3 separate regions of the Homo sapiens genome follow, and all the other regions are linked to region 2. Evidence: chromatin contacts called from ENCODE Hi-C or POLR2A ChIA-PET data. All regions are on one chromosome and are shown on one strand. Each heading gives the region's core, a stretch centred on a gene start or an enhancer-like site at or near the end of the contact. The rest is flanking DNA. Distances are from core to core; before and after follow the strand shown. Region 1 overlaps MDS2 (myelodysplastic syndrome 2 translocation associated). Region 2 holds the start of ELOA (elongin A). Region 3 holds the start of FUCA1 (alpha-L-fucosidase 1).

What was found. A loop is a pair of places that touch in the nucleus more often than their neighbours do. ChIA-PET counts read pairs that join two places held with the same protein, here RNA polymerase II (POLR2A). Pooled maps may share reads with other maps.
Region 1: a loop to region 2 is called in a map with no recorded cell type, with 3 times the contacts of the local background. The contact joins the enhancer-like site here to the promoter of ELOA in region 2. A Hi-C loop is called at or near these places in 4 of 168 maps with a recorded cell type or tissue (B cell, GM12878, colonic mucosa and 1 more), 20 of 37 single-sample maps with no recorded cell type and 12 of 50 pooled maps. POLR2A ChIA-PET finds 5 or more read pairs at or near these places in 4 of 52 experiments (A549, B cell, H1 and 1 more).
Region 3: a pooled map shows a loop between it and region 2 (7-fold over the local background). The contact joins the promoter of FUCA1 here to the promoter of ELOA in region 2. A Hi-C loop is called at or near these places in 1 of 168 maps with a recorded cell type or tissue (astrocyte of the cerebellum), 1 of 37 single-sample maps with no recorded cell type and 8 of 50 pooled maps. POLR2A ChIA-PET finds 5 or more read pairs at or near these places in 3 of 52 experiments (CD8-positive, alpha-beta memory T cell, MCF 10A and OCI-LY7).

The regions. Positions count from the first base shown.
Region 1 is chr1:23,636,119-23,638,818 of GRCh38, forward strand. All of the region lies in intron 4 of MDS2 (myelodysplastic syndrome 2 translocation associated), which reads left to right. Among named protein-coding and RNA genes, the nearest start is that of MDS2, 10 kb to the left of the region's middle. Within about 2 kb of position 1,438, at least 11 of the 41 ENCODE cell types and tissues checked have a DNase peak (open chromatin) inside an H3K27ac peak, as active enhancers do.
Region 2 is chr1:23,742,134-23,744,833 of GRCh38, forward strand. ELOA (elongin A) reads left to right here and starts at 1,338. Exons shown (of 11, transcript NM_003198.3): 1 at 1,338-1,445. The coding sequence starts at 1,371. RefSeq lists silencers at 1,140-1,369, 1,520-1,999.
Region 3 is chr1:23,867,014-23,869,713 of GRCh38, forward strand. FUCA1 (alpha-L-fucosidase 1) reads right to left here and starts at 1,277. Exons shown (of 8, transcript NM_000147.5): 1 at 885-1,277. The coding sequence starts at 1,273. RefSeq lists a silencer at 689-908.

The DNA of each region.
Region 1 (2,700 bases), core at 188-2,687, 110 kb before region 2:
CTCAGCCTCCCAAAGTGTTGAGATTACAGGTGTGAGCCATGTGCCTAGCCCACTTAGCAAACCTTTATTGAGCACCTACTATGTGCCAGGTCTCGAACAAAGTGCTAAGAACATAGAGAAAAAGGATGGGATTGCTGGCCAAGAAGGGACATGGGAGAGGAGAAGGGAAGGGAAGACAGTGATGGATCCGGCTGGGGATGTACTGAGTTGGCGGGGCAGGGGACAGCCAAGGGGCAACAGCCAAGGGGCAGCTGAACACATGGTCTGAGACTCAGGAAAGAGGTAGAATTTGAGATGCAGGATTTTAAAAATCAAATCTCGAGCACAACTTGGTAAACTTACTGAAAATCATTGACTTGTACCCTTAAAGTGAGTGAATTGTATGATCTATAAGTAATACCTGGATAAAGTTTTCAAAATACAATTAGGGAAAAACCCAAGAAGTCTCAAAGTTCCTAGGAAATCATGAAACAAGGAGGAAGAGAACATTCCAGTCAGAGGGCAGAGGGTGTGAGTGAAACCTGGAGGCCTGGCTGGAGTGGGCACGAGGTGTGGCTGAAACCAGGGGTGCTTAGCGGGGATAGACGGAGCTGCAGCCTCGCCCTTGAGTGGGTTGTACCAGTCATGTCACTGAGCACTGACGCTGCGCTCTGCATCCTGGAGAAAATCAATCTTCCAACAACCCCAGAAGAAGGGATGCCAGATGAGGAAACTGAGGTTCAGAGAGGTTAAGTAGCTTACCCAGTCACATTGCTATTAAGGAGGTATATATATATATATATATTTATATGGAGACGGAGTCTTGCTCTGTCGCCCAGGCTGGAGTGCAGTGGCTGGATCTCAGTTCACTGCAAGCTCCTCCTCCCAGATTCACGCCATTCTCCTGCCTCAGCCTTGCGAGTAGCTGGGACTACAGGCGCCCACCACCACGCCCGGCTAATTTTTTGTATTTTTAGTAGAGACGGGGTTTCACCTGTTAGCTAGGATGGTCTTGATCTCCTGACCTTGTGATCCACCGGCCTTGGCCTCCCAAAGTGCTGGGATTACAGGCGTGAGCCACCGCACCTGGCTTTTTTTTTTTTTTTTTTTTTTTTGGAGTCTCGCTTTGTCACCCAGGCTGGAGTGCAGTGGCACAATCTCGGCTCACTGCAACCTCTGCTTCCCGGGTTCAAGCAATTCTCGTGCCTCAGCCTCCTGAGTAGCTGAGATTACAGGTGCCCGCCACCAGGCCGGGCTAATTTTTGTATTTTTAGTAGAGATAGGGCTTCAGCCTGTTGGCCGGGCTGGTCTTGAACTCCTGACCTCATGACCCACCCACCTCGGCCTCCCAAAGTGCTGGGATTACAGGCATGAGCCACCGCGCGCAGCTTAAGGGGGTAGAATCTGAGATCCATCAGCTCTAGAGTTTGGGATCTTGAGTAACAGTTTCGCCACGTTTAACAAATGTCCGGGGCCTGGAACGGAGACACTGGCGCTTCTATCGCGCCATCTGCTGGCCAAAACGTAGAGCTCAACTGGCGACGGAAAGGCGTTGGTTCCCAGGCTTGACAGGATTCCCTTCTGCCCTCTTCTCAACTGTTTCTCCCAACAGCCCTGAGTGGGTGGTAGGCAGGAATTGTCCAGCCTCATCTTACCAATGAGGAGACCAAGGCTTGGAGAGAAGAGGCGACTTCTCAAAGATGATCCAGAGGAGTAAAGGAGGCCCCGGGATTCAAACCCCCCTCCGTGAGGTGCTCTCCACCTCCCGCTGTCCTCAGTGTGGACTTAGATCCCAGAGCATCTTCACCCCTCTGAGGGGGTGAGGCCAGTCCCCTCCCTGGCTGGCTTGCAGACAGCGACCCAGGTTCAGGTAGCGGCCTAACCCACCCAGCTCTGTCTCTGTGGGGGTGGTTTGACCTGATGCAGGTTTGAGCCTGTATCAGGCTCTGTGGGGGGTTAGGGCAGGGTTCTCAAGGCTGAGCAGAAAGCTTCCACCCCACCCCTCCACTGGGGACTCCAAGCAGGTGACATTTCTGTTTGGGGAGCTGGCTGCCCCTTCCCTGTCCCCAGCCCTTCAGGAATTCTGGGTCTCAGGCTCTGGAAGGAGGGAGAGGAGAGAGAGAGGAGGCCCAGGCAGAAGTGGGGAGACAGTAGGCTGGGAGAAGGAGGGGCATGGGGGTGGGGCCAGAGCAAGGCCACAGCGAATGATAGTGACAGCAACCGTGCTAAGAAGAGCTGCCACTGTGGAGGGACAGGCGCTGCAAAGGTGCTTTACGGGAATTATGAGCCTTAACCTTCTCTGTGGCCCTGAGAGGCAGGGAGGATCATGACCCTCACTGACAGTGGAGGAGCAGTATCCAGGAGCTTGAGTAATGTGCCCAGGGTCACATGGCCAGTGAATATGAAGCCAGAATCACAACCCAGGGAGTTGTGACTCCCAGAAGGAGGGGACTGATGGGAAGCAGAGTGAAGGAGCAAAGGACTGATGGGGTGGCCATCAGGCTGGGAGTGGGGGACAAAGACGTCCAGCTGCCTGGCCGTCCCATGGCTGTCATCGTGTGTACGAGTGTGTATGTGTGCCAGGGAGAGAGAGTGTCTGAGAGTCTCGGTTGTCAAATCTTGGTGACATCCTGGTGGCATGGGTTGTCTGACTGTGGCTGAGCAATCTGGGTTGTTGAGGGGCCAGGAAGGCTTCTTCTCTCCCTCAAGAAGTCTGGGTCA
Region 2 (2,700 bases), core at 88-2,587:
AAATAAACAGCCCAGTGGCAAGACAGATAAATAAACTGACCATTTACACCCTGAAAAGGTGGTCAGTTGCTTAGGGAACTGGGGGAGGGGCGCCAAATGGAGGAGTAGGGACATGGTAGAGAGGGCTTTTCAGCATAGTGAGTGAATGAATGCTCATTTGAAGAAACAACTTGTGTTTAAGATGTTTTTCTTTCTTCCAGAGCTAGAATCTGGAAGAATCTCTGGGCTTTCCTGCTTTGAGGGAGAGATCAGGCTAGGTGCATTGCCAATTTGCTGCTGAAGATCTGATTAGGTTCTGCTTTGATGTGATCAAATGAGATGTAATCAGTGCTGGTACTTTAAGTGAGTTTGCAACTATTTAGTTGCTCTTTTTAGTAGTAGTATTAGTAATGGTAAAACTTAGTGCTTTTAGGATGAGAGTAGACGGCCTGAAGAATAATATCTTGGGCTCTTCTAATCAAGCCATACGGCTCATTGGCAAGTCATCAGAGGAAACATCTATCTATCTATACATTCATGCAATAAGTATTTATTTAGTGCCTATGTGCCAGACACTGTTTGTGGGGAAAACAAGACACATGGGCTATTATTGCCTCATGGAAGGAACTAAGCTGTTTGGATTTTGAAAAATCCCTTTCTCTGGGCCTCAATTCCTCGACCTGTTCAGAAATGTGCGCTCACAATGGTCCTAGACATCTTAGATTCAGGTTCCATTTTCAGTTCTTTCCTGTCCTGCGGCCATCTGCAAGTTAATTTGGTCTCCCTGAACCTCAGTTTCCTCATCTGTAAAATGAAGATCATACAACTCGTTTCATCAGGTTGTACTGAGGCTGGAAAAGATAGTCTAACTACTGACGCATCGTGTGCTCAGCCTAGGGTGGCTGCTACCGCGGGTGCCTGCGGACTCCTAGGACGGGCACCAGCCCGGGACCCCTGACAAGGTGTTGATTAGGGTGTGGCTAAGCCCCAGGCGGGAGAAAGCGTTGGCATTTATAAGGCCAGGGTCTGGCGCGGTGGCCTCATTCCGTCTTGAAGTAGACCCTGGAGAGGTCTTCCAGGCTTGGGCTCAGCACGCGAGCACAGGGAGCGGGGGTGCCGGCGGCGGAGGCGCGTACGGCCCGAGCAGCCCCCAGCCCCCAGCGCGCACACTTGGGCCAGGGGCGCGAGGAGTGCGCGGCCGCCGGGTGGGCGCTGGGGAGCGGGCCCTGGGGGCGGAGCCTGCAGCCCACCGCCCCCCACACACCCCAGCCGAGGCCCGGAAGGGGCCAGGCGCGCTTCCGTCTCCGCCGGGGATGCACGGAGGGCGGAGCTGCGGCCCGAGGACGCGACGCGAGCCCAGTTCCGGCGAGGAGGCCGCGCCAGTGACAGCGATGGCGGCGGAGTCGGCGCTCCAAGTTGTGGAGAAGCTGCAGGCGCGCCTGGCCGCGAACCCGGACCCTAAGAAGGTAAGCGAGGGGGCGGCGCGTAGCGGGATGGGCGTTGGGTCGGTGAGGGCCCCGTAACGGTCGCGGCCCGAGCGTGGCGGGGTTCGGGGGCTGGGACCCTGAGCCAGGCCCCGCGGGGCTGGGGTCGTGAAGTTCGCGGCCATTGACCGCTGCCCGCGCGTTGGGACCCCGTGCGTCGGGCGTCGGGACGCGGGGCCCCGGCCGCTCCCCCTCCCTCACGGGCCCGGGATGGGGGCGCGCCCGGTGCGGACACCGCGTGCCTAGCGCTTCCTCCCAGAGGCGCTCCGTGGCGTCCCGAGCCAGCTGTTTCCTGCGGGAGAGCGTGCCCGGGGCGGGAGGGCGCTGGCCGCCGCCTCGTTGGCCTCCCGGTGCCTGCGCTGGTGCCCGGCTCCCCGCGGAGCGGCGCGGACTCCCCAGCGGGTGCGTGTTCGCTGGGAGGAGAAGACGGGCGCCCGAACGCTGCGGAGCCTGGACTCGCGGTCTGGTCCGCGCCTCTCGGAGACGCGGTTACTACTCTCCGGCTGGATATCAGAGCGTGGACCTTTCGCTTTCTCAGTGAATCCCTTTCAAAACAGAATAAAGCCTCGCGTCACCTAAGCATACTCCTGAAAACTTAGGTTGGAATTGAAAAAGAGGCGGGGGCCCGGGGTTGGAAGTCGCAGCTAGGTTTCCTTTTGGCCATTAATAGGAAGGTAAGAGCTACCGTTTCTCGTTGTTCGAGTGATGGACAACCATTTTTAATTGTAGTTAACTAGTTTTTGTTGTTTATTGTACAAACTGAATATTAAGTTAAACGCGTTCTTGTACCTTTTCATCTTTCTGTCACTCACTTCTCTGGTCTCCAGGAGACAGTCTGGTGGTTGTCAGGATTTTTTTTTTTCTTTTTTTTTTTTGAGGCGAGTCTTGCTCTGGTCGCCCAGGCTGGAGTACAGTGGCGCGATCTCGGCTCACTGCAACCTCCGTCTCCCGGGTTCAGGCAATTGTCTGCCTCAGCCTCCCGAGTAGCTGGTATTGTAGGCGCCCGCCACCACGCCTGGCTAATTTTTGTATTTTTAGTAGAGACAGGGTTTCACCATCTTGGCCAGGCTGGTCTTGAACTCAGTTGTCAGGATTTTTTAAGTGGAAGTACAACGATGAAAAAGCACTTATGTGTTTGGCATTCTCCGTCATCATTCTGGCCGGGGCGGGCAGTTCTAGGAGTTGGAACTCAGTCCTGGTGGAAAAGGAAGTCGTGGAGGGAGGGCTAGGGCCGTGG
Region 3 (2,700 bases), core at 27-2,526, 120 kb after region 2:
ATGGCTGAGGAACCAAGGTAAGGATGGAAGACTGCTCTAAGCCAGGGGCTGGGGAAACCTCCCCGCCTCCATTTTTACTCTTCTCCAACCCACTTCTCTCCCAGCAGCCGAATGAATCTTTCTAGAAGCTGATAGTAACCACTCCCTGACTTAACATCTGTCAATACAGGGCTCTCAAGGCTCACTCCTTCAGGACAAGCCCCTGCCTTGACAACTTCATGGGTCGTGGTCTCCCCTTATCCCCACCCCAGCGCTCTCTACTCTGTTCTCTGAACCAGCCACCCCCAAGTTCCAACAGTTCTCAGAGAGAGTCAGACCCTTCCTGGACACTTCCTACGTAAAAGGGATTGAGAGGAGCAAACGAATGACTATCTGTACTGTTGCCCAAATACACTGCACACCAGAACTCCCCTCTCTTTCCCTCTTAGAGACATTAGGGCTCAAAGGGTTGTATCCTTATATAACCCCTTTCTACAACCATAGAAGAGGCTGCAGGGAGGCTGAAGTGACATGTCCAGGTTCACAGTTGAATTAGAACCAGGCTCCACACCACTGATTTGAAACCCTGGAGTCCTGATAGTGCTGTCAATCTGAAAGGGACATCAGGTATGGCCTAACTCAGCCCTCTCGGTGCACAGGTGCAGATACCCAGGGCTTCCCAGCCTGCCATCTCCCTGAACCTTCATTTATCAGTCCCCAGTCAAACGCACCTCCTCCTCCTCATCAGGTGTGCCAGGCTCACTCCTGTGGCCGCAGGAGGCCACACGCGGGCCCCGGGGTCATGGGGGCGACCGGCAGCTGCGCGCCCCAGCTGGCCGCCCAGCCCCACCTCCTGTTTGCCGCCCGAGCCGGGAAGGGGCGCCGCTCCCCGGGACCACACTCACTTGGCGCCCGCGGCCTGGAAGAGGTCGGCCCACTCCTCCGGGTGGAAGAAGCGCGCAGTGAACTGCGGTCCGAAGTCGGCGTAGCTGAAGCCGGGCGGGTAGTTGTCGCGCATGAAGCGCTGGTACTGCGGCCGCCCCTCGCCCTGCCAGTGCCACCAGAACCACTCGCTGCCCCAGGCGGGCACCGAGAACACGCCCCAGTGGATGAACACCCCGAACTTGGCTTCGTCGAACCAGGCCGGCAGCGGCCGAGAATCCAGGCTCGGCCAGTCTGGGGTGTAGCGGCGCGGAGGCTGGGCCCGACGCACCGACTCGGCCGCTCCGAGGAAGAGCAGCAGCAGCAACAGCGCGGGACCCGCCGGCCGCGACCTCATCCCCGGAGCCCGCATCGCTACCCCTCAGCGACGCGGCCCACTCTTAACGCGCAGGTGCCCGCGGGCGGCTCCGCCCACTCTGACTAACGATTGGCCCGGAAGGAAAAAGGGGTGGGACAACCTGGACAGGTTGGCCCGAGTCGCTTCCTCCTCGGGTCGGAGGAGCGCCCTCTGGTGCTCAAGAAGGGAAAGACGCAGGGAGGCGTTGACAGCGCTTCGCTGAAGGACGAATAAAAACCTTGAAAAGGGACTTAACTGCGAGGTTAAATCGTGGAGGTGAGCAAGGCCCAGTGTGTGCGGAGAACTCACATTTAAGAAGGAGTCCATTGAGCCGGACGCAGTGGCTCACGCCTGTAATCCTAACACTTTCGGAAGTCGAGGCGGGAGGATCGCTCTGAGCCCACAAGTTGGAGACTAGCCTGTCTCTATAAAAAATAAACAAAATGAGCCTGGCGTAGTGGTGCACGTCTGGAGTCCCAGCTACTCGAGAGGCTGAGGTGGGAGGTTCGGGATCGCTTGAGCCCGGGAAGTCTGGGCTGCAGTGAACCGAACCGTGATCACGCCTCTGGGAGTAGTCCATTTTGCCGCAGCAATCCTGCAGGGGTAGGCTGAAGTGAGATCACGAGTTTTATTTAGTGATCACTTGGGAGCCATAGGGGGCTTTTGAGTTGTCCTGTAGCACAAGGCTGGAGGAGGAGATAACAGACCGGAAGGGTATCTAACAGCCCTGACAGAAATAAGGAGGTAGAGGGATGATGGGAAGAAACGTTATGAAAGGAGAGGAAAGAGAAAACTGGGTACTGAAAGAGGGAGAGCGGGCAGGACCGTTTCATCTGTCTGGTATTTACTGAGCTTTCTTTGGGAATTCCGAGGCATTTCAAATAGCTTAGTTTGTACCGAGATACCGCCACTGCACTCCAGCCCCTGGGCGACAGAGCCAGACCAAGGAAGAAAGAAAGGAAGGAAGGAAGGAAGGAAGGAGGAAGGAAGGAAGGAAGGAGGAAGTGGAGAGCCAAGAGGACCCAGGATTGCCTGGCAGGGAAGTTCCCCAGTTCCTCTGCAATTTGCACATGCTGCACATACTCAAACGGGAGGTGAGGCCATTAGCGAGGGAAATACGGAAGTCAGAAGTCTCTGAACAGACAAGGTGGCTCACGCCTGTAATCCCAGCACTTTGGGAGGCCGAGGTGGGCAGATCACCTGAGGTCGGGAGTTTGAGACCAGCCTGGCCAACATGGTGAAACCCCATCTCTACTAAAAATACAAAAATTAGCCGGGCATGGGGTGCGCCTGTAATCCCAGCTACTCAGGAGGCTGAGGCAGGAGAATTGCTTGAACTCGGGAGGTGGAGGTTACAGTGAGCCGAGATCGCACCACTGCACTCCAGCCTGGGCGACAGAGTGAGACTCGGTCTCAAAAAAAAAAAAAAAAAAAAAGAAAAA